Regions from separate parts of the Homo sapiens genome. Here region 1 is linked to region 2. Evidence: chromatin contacts called from ENCODE Hi-C or POLR2A ChIA-PET data. All regions are on one chromosome and are shown on one strand. The core of a region is the stretch at or near the end of the contact, and the rest is flanking DNA. Distances in the headings are between cores, read along the strand shown. Region 1 holds the start of SPNS1 (SPNS lysolipid transporter 1, lysophospholipid). Region 2 holds the start of SBK1 (SH3 domain binding kinase 1).

The links. Hi-C counts contacts between places; a loop is a spot of excess contacts on that map. ChIA-PET counts read pairs that join two places held with the same protein, here RNA polymerase II (POLR2A). Pooled maps may share reads with other maps.
Region 1: a loop to region 2 is called in a pooled map, with 4 times the contacts of the local background. The contact joins the promoter of SPNS1 here to the promoter of SBK1 in region 2. A Hi-C loop is called at or near these places in 3 of 50 pooled maps. POLR2A ChIA-PET finds 5 or more read pairs at or near these places in 2 of 52 experiments (H1 and MCF 10A).

The regions. Positions count from the first base shown.
Region 1 is chr16:28,970,390-28,976,677 of GRCh38, forward strand. It overlaps SPNS1 (SPNS lysolipid transporter 1, lysophospholipid), which reads left to right and starts at 4,389. Exons shown (of 12, transcript NM_032038.3): 1 at 4,389-5,003; 2 at 5,103-5,168. The coding sequence starts at 4,763. RefSeq lists enhancers at 4,126-4,245, 4,326-4,435, 4,534-4,703, a cis regulatory region at 4,619 and a silencer at 4,656-4,745.
Region 2 is chr16:28,288,742-28,295,005 of GRCh38, forward strand. It overlaps SBK1 (SH3 domain binding kinase 1), which reads left to right and starts at 3,784. Exons shown (of 4, transcript NM_001024401.3): 1 at 3,784-4,559. It overlaps LOC124903670 (a long non-coding RNA gene), which reads right to left and starts at 3,324. Exons shown (of 2, transcript XR_007065033.1): 1 at 3,026-3,324. RefSeq lists silencers at 3,276-3,447, 3,655-3,884.

The sequences.
Region 1 (6,288 bases), core at 3,139-5,638, 680 kb after region 2:
GGCGCGATCTTGGCTCACTGCAACCTCTGCAGTGAGGTTCAAGCGATTCTCCTGCCTCAGCCTCCCAAGTAGTTAGGATTACAGGTGTTCACCACCACGCCTGGCTAATCTTTGTATTTTTAATAGAGACAGGGTTTCCCCATGTTGGCCAGGCTGGTCTCAAACTCCTGAACTCAAGTGATCCTCCTGCCAAAGTGCTGGGATTACAGGCGTGAACCACCACTCCCGGCCTATTGTAGTTTAATTAATATGCCTAAACATTGACTCATTTTAAGCATACAGTTCAGTGAATTTTTTCAAAAAATTATTTATGTAGAGACAGGGTCTTGCTCTGTCACCCAGGCTGGAGTGCAGTGGCGCAATCATAGTTCACTGCAGCCTCAAACTCCTGGCCTCAAACATCTTCCCATTTCAGCCTCCCTAAGTGCTGGAATTACAGGCATGAGCCACCATGCCTGGCCTTCAGTGAGTTTTGGTAGATGTACACGGTTGTGCAAAAGTTTCCTTCTCTTGCCCATGACCCCAGGCAACCACTAATCTGCTTTCTGTCACCTTACTTTTGCCTTCTCTGGATGTTCATATAAATGGAATAACAGTATGCAGTGTTTTGTGTCTGGCTTCTTTTACTTAACACAATGTTTCTGCGTTTGTATCAGTAGTTCTGTTACAGGACAGGGGTCCCGATCCAGACCCCAAGTGAAGGTTCTTGGATCTCGTGCAAGAAAGAATTCAGGGTGAGTCCACAGTGTGAAGTAAAAGCAAGTTTATTAAGAAAGTAAACTGGGCCGGGCACAGTGGCTCACACCTGTAATCCTAGCACTTTGGGAGGCTGAGGTGGGCGGATCACCTGAGGTCAGGAGTTCAAGACCAGCCTGGCCAACATGGCGAAACCCTATCTTTACTAAAAATACAAAAATTAGCTGGGCGAGATGGTTGGGGCCTATAATGTCAGCTACTTGGGAGGCTGAGGCAGGAGACTCACTTGAACCTGGGAGGCAGAGGTTACAGTGAGCTGAGATCATGCCATTGCACTCCAGCCTGGGCTACAGAGTGAGACTCCGTCTCAAAAAAAAAAAAAAAAAAAAGTAAACTGGTGAAAGTACAGCTACTCCATAGACAGAGTAGGACATTCCTGAAAGTAAGAAGGGGAAGGCATCCACCTTATGTACAAGACTCATATATATGGGGAGATGTGCTCTGCTACAAGGGTTTGTGATAAAGGATTTTTTTTTTTTTTTTTTTTGAGATGGAGTCTCGCTCTGTCGCCCAGGCTGGAGTGCTGTGGCACGATCTTGGCTCACTGCAACCTCCGCCTCCTGGGTCCCAATTTAAGCAATTCTCCTGCCTCAGCCTCCTGAGTAGCTGGGATTACAGGAACACGCCACTATGCCCAGCTAATTTTTGTATTTTTAGTAGAGATGGGGTTTCACCATGTTGGCCAGGCTGGCCTTGAACTCCTGACCTCGTGATCCGCCTGCCTTGACCTCCCAAAGTGCTGGGATTACAGGCATAAGCCACTGCGCCCGGCTAATTTTCTTAATTACTATATTTAGCAAGAATCAATATTGTTATCTTTAAAGCAAAATTAGGAATGCTTTGTTCTCCATATATTGGGATATCTGGACACTCCCAAGTCTGGGTCTGTTTAGTAAACATTATATTATTATTATTTGAGATGGAGTTTTGCTCTTGTTGCCCGGGTGGGAGTGCAGTGGTGCTCTCTCAACTCACTGCAGCCTCTGCCTCCCAGGTTCAAGTGATTCTTCTGCCTCAGCCTCCTGAGTAGTTGGGATTACAGGTGTGTGCTACCATGCCCGGCTAATTTTTTTTTTTTTTTTTTGAGACGGTGTCTCACACGGTTGCCCAGGCTGGAGTGCAGTGGCACAATCTCGGCTCACTGCAGCCTCTGCCCCCTGGGTTCAAGCAGTTCTCTGCCTCAACCTCCCGAGTAGCTGGGATTGCAGACGCCCACCACCACGTCTGGCTAATTTTTTGTGTGTGTTTTTAGTAGAGATGGGTTTTCACCATCTTGGCCAGGCTGGTCTTGAACTCCTGACCTTGTGATCCACCCGCCTCGCCCTCCCAAAGTGTTGGGATTACAGGCGTGAGCCACTGCGCCCGGCCTAGTAAACGTTATTGTTTCCTTAACCATAAACATGTCGAGTCTAGGAATGCCTTACTTTCTGTAATTCAGTCCAGCAAGTCCCAGCCTTATTTTCCTAACCGTCACTCAAGATGGAGTCACTCTGGTCCGAACGTCTCTGACAGTTCATTCCTTTTTCTTGTTAAGCTATTCCCGTTGTATGAATAGATTATGCCCCTGTTGATGGACATGTGGATTCTTTTCATTTTTGGGCTATTATGAATAATGCATTTATGAACATTCATATACAGGTTTTTGTTTGGACACGTTTTCATTTCTCATTGGTGGTTACCTAGGAGTGGAATTGCTGGGTCATATGGGAAGTGTATATTTAATTTTTATTTATTTAGTTTTTTTGTAGAGATGAGTCTTGCTTTGTTGCCCAGGCTGATCTTGAACTCCTGGGCTGAAGTGATCCTCCCACCTCAGCTTCCCAAAGGGCTAGGATTACAGGCATGAGCCACTGTGCCTGGCCAAAAACACAATTTTTAAAATGGACAAAAGAGCTGGGTGCAGTGGCTCACACCTGTAGTCCTAGCATTTTGGGAGGATGAGGTGGGAGGATTGCTTGAGTTCAGGAGTTCCAGACTAGCCTGGACAACATAGCGATAACTCATCTCTACAAATATAAAAATTAAAATGACACTGGGCATGGTGGCTCACCCCTGTAATCCCAGCACGGTGGGAGGCTGAGGCGGGCAGATCACTTGAGGTCAGGAGTTCAAGACCAGCCTGGCCAACCTGCTGAAAGCCCATCTCTACCAAAAATACAAAAAATTAGCCGGGTGTGGTGGCACGTGCCTGTTATCCCAGCTACTTGGGAGGCTGAGGCACAAGAATCGCTTGGACCCCGGAAGTGGAGGTTGCAGTGAGCCGAGATCCCGCCACTACACTCCAGCTCCAGCCTGGGTGACAGAGCAAGCGTCTGTCTCCAAAAAAAGAAAGAAAGAAAAAAAAAAAGAGTTCTTTACATGGATACAAGTCCTTTGGCAGATAGATGCTTTGTAAATATTTTCATTCAACCTGTGGCTTGCCTTTTCACTTCAGAGGTGCAATTTACAATGCGTATCACTCTCTAGATAAGCTCCACGAGGGAAGGGAGTAAGTCTGCCTTTCCCTGAAACCTGGTAAAATGCCAGGCACATACATGTTCAATAATATCTTGTTGAGGGAATTAAATGCCTGCAACCTGAAGTTCCTGTCCGCCAGGGGAAACCAAGCTTAAGGTTCTGAAACACGAGGCACCTAATATGGGGGGGGGGGGGGGGTTAAAGCCAATTATGGGTATTCGGACTCGAAATAGTTTCTAACAAGGCGTTTTGGGGTTGGGGGATGCTCTCCCCACGAGATTCCAGGATTTCAGTAGAGGGCCTTTAAGGGCTGGTTGAAAGATGGGTCTTGAAGCTGTATTTGCACAGAACTATACTAATTTTACTTAGAGTGCTTTATTAGATGTAGCTTGGAGATTATAGGGTGCCACTAAAGAACCACTCCCAAGTTATCCCTTTGACCCTAGTCCTGCAGCTGGGAGTCTCCTTAGGCTAGGAGCTCCTGCCTGCCCTACAAAAGCCCACCGGAGGGCGCAAGGGCTCCAATCCCGATTGGAGTGAGGAAAAATATGCTCCAGGAGCGGCGGGTGGAGACGCTTCCTTTAATAGGTATTTAAGTGTCCACGGTGAAGGCTCAGGAGTTTACAAGGCTAGCAGGGTTGGGGAATCTCAACAAAGGGCGGGGCGTTGCTCAAGCTCCATCCGTCCGTCCGTCCATCCCTCCGTCCCTCCAATCCTCCATCCATCGCGCTGCTCAAGCTCCATCCATCCATTTATCCATCCATCCATCCATCCTTTATTGAGAGTAAAAAGCCGCCAACCAGACCCTGGGAGGAAGACAGGATGGTTCCCGAGAACTAGGGCTGCTCCTTGGCTTTTAGAGGTATCTACTACTTCCAAAACCTTTTGAGACCCCATTATCCCGTTTGATGAAGATGGAGTCTGCCACGTGGGGGTTCCAGATAAGACAGCTGAGATTCGGAAGGGCAGGCGACTCCACCTAGTCACGGGGACGCTCTTTTTGACGCTCCAGGGACCGCAGGGTCTGGGAAAGTTCCTGGTTACTCCGGCGACCGGCCGGCCGTCACATGACATGTGAGCCCGGGCGGAACGCCCAAGAGGCTTCCGTAGTCGGGTGGCAGGTCACGTGTCGAAGGCTTGCCCGCGGGGACCCCTTCCACCCTGGCTCCCGCGTCACATGACCGGCTTTAAGCAACATGGCGGCTGCCGTGGTGCAGCGCCCGGGCTGAGCGACAGCAAGTGCAGCGGGCTCCTACCCCGGGTGAGGGGTGGCCTCCGCGTGGGATCGTGCCCTCTTCAGCCCGCTCCTGTCCCCGACATCACGTGTATTCCGCACGTCCCCTCCGCGCTGTGTGTCTACTGAGACGGGGAGGCGTGACAGGGCCCGGGTCCCTTCTCAGTGGTGCTCTGTGCTTCAGGGCAAGCTCCCCGTCTCCGGGCGCACTTCCCTCGCCTGTGTTCGGTCCATCCTCCTTTCTCCAGCCTCCTCCCCTCGCAGGTGGGATCGTCGGTGGGACCGGAGCGCGGGCGGGCGCGGCCCCCCGGGACCATGGCCGGGTCCGACACCGCGCCCTTCCTCAGCCAGGCGGATGACCCGGACGACGGGCCAGTGCCTGGCACCCCGGGGTTGCCAGGGTCCACGGGGAACCCGAAGTCCGAGGAGCCCGAGGTCCCGGACCAGGAGGGGCTGCAGCGCATCACCGGCCTGTCTCCCGGCCGTTCGGCTCTCATAGTGGCGGTGCTGTGCTACATCAATCTCCTGAACTACATGGACCGCTTCACCGTGGCTGGTAGGGACTCACTTCTGGGAGGAAGATAGTCTAGGAGAGGGGAGCCAGGGTCCCGAGGGTGGCGCTGCTTTGCCGGACCATCCTGAATTTTCTCCTCAGGCGTCCTTCCCGACATCGAGCAGTTCTTCAACATCGGGGACAGTAGCTCTGGGCTCATCCAGACCGGTGAGTGGGGACCACTCCTGGTCACACAGCCGCTCCTCCTTCTGTTCTGTCTCAAGTGGGGCCACGCGCTGGCCTGTCTAGGGGCTCATTAATGGAGGTTTTGTGGCCAGTTAGGGGAGGTGATGGCCCTGATGTTGCTCGGGGGTCAGCGGGACACCACATTTAAAGAGGGAGTCAGTTTAGTATAACTAAGTATAACTTCACCCAGGTGAAGACAGACCTGGGTTTAAATCTCAGCTCTTCCACTTATTGTGTGATGGTAGGCAAGGCACTCAACCTCTCTAAGCCTCATTTTCCTTGTCTATAAGATGGAACAAGTAATAACACGAATCATCTCTTAGGACTGATGTGAAGATTAACTAAAAGATTGTCTGTGAAGGGCCTAGTGCAGTGTTTGGCACATGGTAGACACCCAGTAAATAATGGCAGGAGGGTTGGGTGTGGTGACTCACGCCTGTAGTCCCAGCACTTTGGGAGGCCAAGATGAGTGGATCACTTGAAGTTAGGAGTTCAAGACCAGCCTGGTCAACATGACGAAACCCCATCTGTACTAAAAATACAAAAATTAGCCAGGCATGGTAGCGAGCGCCTGTAATCCCAGGTACTTGGGAGGCTGAGGCATGAGAGTTACTTGAACCCGGGAGGCAGAGGTTGCAGTGAGCCGAGATCGCACCACTGCACTCCAGCCTGGGTGACAGAGCGAGACTCCATCTCATAAATAAATAAATAAGTAAAGGCAGGAGAGGGTGTCTGGAATGGGGAGAGGTGTGTTTTACTTGTTCACAACTTTGGGACTTGTGGGAGAGGCAAAGCTAGAGCCAAGCCCTTTTTCTTCCTTCCATCCTTCATTCATTTCTCAACCATTTCTGAGTACTCATTGTGTGCCAGGCCTGGAGGAAGTGATGATTACACCTGTAGGACTTTGCGAAGAACTTTTATGCCCCTTGTCTTCTAATCCTTCTATCAGTCAAAAATAGGTGTTACTGTTCCTATTTTATAGAGGAAGTAGGTAGTGATATCTACAGCTTATAAAGAAACTGAGGCTTGGAGAAGAGTTAAGACTTGCCCAGGGTCACACCACCAGTTGGAGGCGGAACAGGAATTTGAAACCAGGTCTTGC
Region 2 (6,264 bases), core at 2,534-5,033:
GACCAGGGTCAGTTAGTGCAGCCATGCTGGTGCCCTCTCTTCTCACCTGCTGGTCCCAGAACACATGGAGTCCAAAGTTTCCCAGCCCCGGCCACAGCTTAAATTTAATGGGACCCATGCTGTGTCCCCTGGCTAGAGCATACCCTCTTTGGGGACCAGGACTTCCCTCCCTGTAGAACTGAGAGGGAGTCGGGAGGGGGACTTAATTACCCACAATGCATGCCAGCAAACCTTTACTAACTGCACTATGGGTAATCAAAGCCCCAGATAAGGAATCAGGGAAGGTTTCCGCAGAAGGTGGCCTTGAACTGGGCAACCCTTGATTAACTGTGGCTAGGGGCACTGCAAAGCTTGATTTGACTCCTCCCCTCTCTAGGTCTGTTTCTTCCTCTGCAAAAAGAGGAAAGTGCTCTCTAAGTGCTAACATTCTGAGACTCAGCTTTTAGACACAGAATGTTTTCTTCCTGCTTTCTCCCTCTCCAGCCCCCTCTTCTGCACACCCAATAACTCAAATCCCTCTATTAGTTTATTTACGGCACTAAGGCCTTGGAGAGGATTAGAACAAAGTTAGAATGAAATCCGAAACTCCTCTACATTGGCAGGACAAGGAGTGTGGGAGAGGAAGGGAAGACACAGAGTTCTTAGAAGAGAACTTGTTTGGAAAACAAGGAGGAAGGGAAAGGTGTTCCAGACAGAGGAAACCGAGTAGACAAAGGCGTGGAGGTATCAAAAGCAGATGTCAGGCCGGGTGAGGTGGTTCACACCTGTAATCCCAGCACTTTGGGAGGCTGAGGTGGACAGCTCACCTGAGGTCGGGAGTTCAAGACCAGCCTGGCCAACAATGGCAAAACCTCATCTCTACTAAAAATACAAAAATTAGCCAGGCGTGGTGGTACACACCTGTAATCCCAACTACTTGGGAGGCTGAGGCAGGAGAATCACTTGAACCCGGGAGACGGAGGCTGCAGTGAGCCAAGATTGTGCCATTGCACTCCAGCCTGGGCAATAAGAGTGAAACTCCATCTCAGAAAAAAAAAAAAAACAAAAACAAACAGATGTCAGGGCTGGGCGTGGTGGCTCACACTCGCAATCCCAGCGCTTTGGGAGGCTGAGGTGGATGGAAGGCTTAAGCTCAGGAGTTCAAGACCAGCCTGGGCAACATGGCAAAACCCCATCTCTACAAAAAATACAAAAATTAGCTGAGCCTGGTGGTGCACACCTGTAGTCCTAGTTACTTAGGGGGCTGAGGTGGGAGGATCACTTGATCCCAGGAGGTTGAGGCTGTAGTGAGCCATGATTGCACCACTACACTCCAACCTTGGTGACAAAGTGAGACCCTGTCTCAAAAAAAAAAAAAAAAGACAGAGGCAGATGTCCTAGAATAGCGTGGCTGAGGTCAAGGCCGAATGGAGAAGAGAGGTCCTTTGTAGGGGAATGGAGAGCAGGCTCTAAATGTTAAGGGCTTTGAATGCCAGGATAAGTAAGGTTAGACTTTACCCTGATGGTACACAGGAAGTCCTTGGCAGTTTTATGTAAGACAGCAACCCAACCCCATTTGTATTTTACAGACCTGATGATCCCAAAGGATTTGGATTCTAGAAAAAAGACAATCACCAGGCACGGTGGCTCATGCCTGTAATCCTAGCACTTTGGGAGGCTGAGGTGGGTGGATCACTTGAAGTCAGGAGTTTGAGACCAGCCTGGCCAACATGATGAAACCCCGTCTGTAGTAAAAATACAAAAATTAGCCAGGCATAGTGGCACACGCCTGTAATCCCAGCTACTCAGGAGGCTGAGCCAGGAGAATCACTTGAACCCCGCAGGCAGAGGTTGCGGTGAGGCAAGATCGTGCCATTGCACTCCAGGCTGGGCAGCAGAGCAAGACTCTGTCAAAAAAAGAAGGAAGGTAGGAAGGCAGGAAGGAAGGAAAGAAGAAAGGAAGGAAGGAAGGGCGGGGAGAGAAAAAGAAAGAAAGGAGAAGAGAAGAGAAGAAAAGAAAAGAGAAAAAAGACAATCTAGACAGAGGCAGGAGGCCGACAAGTTAAGAACTGAAACAATATTCTCAATGGTAGAGGTTGCCAACCTATGGTCTGGGGGCCAGATTTGTCTGCAAAGTGTGTTTCATTTGGCCCATTCAATATTTCCGAATTTTGGGAATTCGTTTCAAACATTTAAAAGTTGGAAGATTTCTGGATGTCCTGCTTCTCTTTGAATATCATCCAGCCACGCACAGCCCACGATGTCTCCAGTTCCCCTCTTCTCCACCCTCTCTATCACTTTACATGCGACCCCAGTCGCTCATGTCTGCGCCTGTAGGTACTTGCGTTTGCAATCCCTGGCTCCTAAAGCTCTGGAAACAGTCGGGAGTGGCTGGGAGGATTACGCTGGGTTGAGAAAACAGCCTGATCAAAAACTTAGAAGAAATAGGGGCAGTCATAAAAAATGATGAGTTCATGTCCTTTGTAGGGACATGGATGAAGCTGGAAACCATCATTCTCAGCAAACTATCGCAAGGACAAAAAACCAAACACCGCATGTTCTCACTCATAGGTGGGAATTGAACAAAGAGAACACATGGACACAGGAAGGGGAACATCACACACCAGGGACTGTTGTGGGGTGGGGGGAAGGGGGAGGGATAGCATTAGGAGATATACCTAATGCTAAATGACGAGTTAATGGGTGCAGCACACCAACATGGCACACGTATACATACGTAACAAACCTGCATGTTGTGCATATGTACCCTAAAACTTAAAGTATAATAATAATTAAAAAAAAGAATGAAAAAGAAATGCTTTTGAAGCTTGAAGCTAAAAAAACAAAAAAAAAAGAAAGAAATAGGGAAGGCGTCCTATTGGGGCTTTCTCACTAGGGAAAGAGTGAGCTGCAGGGAGGAGAAAGAACAGGGCCTGGAAGGACGAGCTGTCCCTATCTCATCTCTGTCCCCATCCACCCACTTCATCCAGGCCACCAATTTCCGGTTATCAAACAGACAATGCAACATCCCTTACACCTGCTGTACCTCTGCCTAGAATCTCCTTTCTTCCCTTCTATCCGGCGAGCAGTTCCTCCCAGCTGCACTCCTGGACTAGTCACTGCCTATTTGCAGCAGGGATCGCAAAGGCGACCTCAGTTGGATAGGGCAACCACCCAGGCCCAAGTTTATGACCTCTTCCCCAAGAAGACTGTGAGTTCTCTGACGTCTCGCTGGAAATAGGATGCATGGATGGATGGATGGATGGATGGACGGACGGATGGATGGATGGATGGAAGCGCAGGCAGGCAGGCGGACGCATGGATGAATGAAATGCATATCCGAATGCAGAACCTGGATTTGTTTTCCCTCCTTCAAACACACACAGGCTCCGCCCCACTAGCACAGACCGGGACAGTCTGGGGCAGTCTCGTCCCGCAGGGCCCAGAAAGCTGGACCAGGTGACCCTCTCAGACTCCCCCGAGTCCTCTGTAACCTCGTTCTCGCCCCCTCGTGGGCTCTGACCTAGAAAAGGAGTGGGGTGGGTGGGGGGTGGGGGGTGGGAGCCAGCTCGGGAGCCACCGGCGCTAGGACCCAGCGCGGCCGGAAGGGGGTGGGGGCGCCGCGCGGGGAGAATCTGCGCTCCGCGGCGCGCGGCGGGAGGGCGGGCGCGCGGCGGGTGAGCGCGCTTGCGCGAGGGCGCGCGCCGAGCGGGACGGACAAAGGGGCGGGCGGCGGCGCGCGAGCCGGAGGGCGGAGCCGCGGGCCGGGCGGGCAGGTGCGCGCTGGCTGGAGGGCGGAGCCGCGATGCCGCGATGGAGCGCAGCCCGGGCGGGCGCCGGGGCCGGGGCCCGAGCGCCAGGCGGAGCGCGAGCTGGAGCCGCAGCCGGAGCCCGGGCCAGGCCGGGGGCCGGGAGCGCAGGGCCGGGCTGCTCGTAGCGGCGGCGACCGAGCCCCCCAGCGGCTGAGGGGCTTCCAGCGCCCGCCGGTGGCCGGGACCCACTAAAGCCCCCGCAGCCGAGGAGTGCGGGGAGCCCCCTTCCACATCCAGGATCCGGCGAGCCTCGGGGAAGAGGGGGGGCCCTCCCGGATCCGACACCGAGCGACTCCCCTGCGGGGAAAGCGGAGACTTCCTCGGTATTTAGAAGACAGCAAGCCCCCTACGGCACCGCAAGGACTCCCCCTCCTCAGTCTGGGCCCCCGCCCCAAGACCTAGAACGCAGTGCCCCCAGGCCGGGATTGCGAGAACCCCCTCCCAAGATCCGGTCATTACAACTCCACACCTCAAGACAAGAAGACCCAGCTCAGAACGCCCCTAGATCAGGGGATCCCAATTCCCCCCAACTCCGGTACATAGAAATCCCAAATCTAGGCAGCCGGGGACAGCAAGAGACACTCTCACCAGCAAGAAGCCTCGGGGATCCCCCCCCTAAAGCTCCAGGACTTGGGCGACTGAGCCCCTGGCGGCACCGCTTGCACCCCGGTCCATGGTCGTGGCGCCCTGAGCCCCCGGGGCCGGGCAGACGAAGACCGCGACGGCGCCCAGGCCCCCTGCCGCGGCGTCCCCGCGGCCCCAGCCCAGGTAAGCCGGGCCCAGGTGAGGGGCGGCAGGTGAGTGGCCACCGAGGTCCCCATAGCCCTGCAGGTGGGGAAGGAAGTATCGGGTTGCGCGCTCCCCCTTCCCCAGCGTCGCCATGGAGCCGAGGCTGAAGGACGTCTCTTTGTGTCTCGCTTGGAGGAGCCGCCCCCTCCTCCTCTCCCTTCCCCCACCCCACTCCCTAGCCTTGAGGCTCGGGCGCAGCTCCCCGGCCCCACGGAGGAGTGGTGGTGGAGCCCGTTGTGCCATGGAGAGGGGGGAAGAGGGCGGAGAGTCCCCCCCCAAAAGCTGCGAGCCTGGAGGTTGGCCCCCAGGTCCTTGGAGTGTGAATACCCCTCCCCCACGGCCAAGCTGAGCTTCTAGTGAAGTCCCCCCGAGAGGGGAAAATTTGGGGGTGCCCACAGGTGAGGGGGGCTGCCTTATGTGGCCCTGGGTGATGGCTGGGGCTTCGGGTGTGTGTCTTTGTCTGTGAGAGTGCGGGGAAGGGGTGTGTTTGAGCGGATGAATGGGAATCGCATCTTCCCTGTGACTCTGCTGCCCGACCCAGGCCACACTGGCGGTCTTTACCTAAACCATACTTTGTACTCCCTGTGGGACAGGGAGGGAGTAAGTACCCCCCAAAGTGAGGCGCTAGTTTCTGGGGAGGAGAGGTAGCCTAGATGAAGAAGCTATTTCAGGTCAGGGCACCGTTCTGTTCCCATTTGTCCCAGGGACAGCAACCCAAGTCTTTCCCTTCCCCTCCTAACCTGGAGAACACCCAGGTTAAACCAAGGGTTGGCTCAATGTGTCCCAGACAACCAAGGGCCAATTCCAGGGTCTCACTGTGGCTTTCCAGGTGGTACACACGGCCGTACCCCAGCCTGGCCCTCAGTGAGGTCCTGAACCCCAGGCTCTACCGCATATGAGGAAGCCGAGAGACCCTAGGGGACATTGTACCCTGAAATCCTGAATCAGATCCTGAGAAGGGGCTGGACTGCATGGAAAGAACACACTCTGGGCTGCTGGGAGTTCCTCTCATCTCTTCTCTCTGAGCCTTCTGCAGACAAGCAGTGATGCTGGACCCATTTGATAGGTGCACAAACTGAGGCTCGGGAAGGCAGGACCCAGGATACAGCTAGCCCTGCCAGTAGCTCCTTCACTTATTCATTCAACAAACCTGTCGCCAATGTCTGTGATGGACCATGCGCTAGAGTCAGGGTCCTTTTCCCCACTTCATTCCTATCTCCTTTCTTGATGTCTCCTGATCATCAGACCCCTGGGCACGTCCCATTGGGCCTGTTGAAGTGGACCGGGCCAGGTCCAGCTGAGAGATTCTTGACCCTACACCTGAAGCAGCTGATCCCTGTCCTGCTACAGCCTTGGGAGCCCTGAGCCTGGGTGGCTGACTCCTCATCTCCCACCTTCCCAGCACCAAGTGCCCCCACCCCCACCTGCTGCTGGCACTGACCCAAGGGTGAGGATGTGACCAGCTGGAGACGAGGGTAGGGGGCACTTGATGCGGGCAGACCTCTGGCAGCCTCTCCTGCCAATTTCAGGACAGTTGAGGCAGCCACCTTCAGCACAGGCTGTGGGGGAATCAGGTGCCCTGAAGACTGAGTGACCTTGGGCAAGCACGTGGCCCTTCCCAGAGAAAATGACAGAGAGTGAGCCTCTCTGCAGCTTGAAGGGCGGATGGAGATCGAAATTGGGC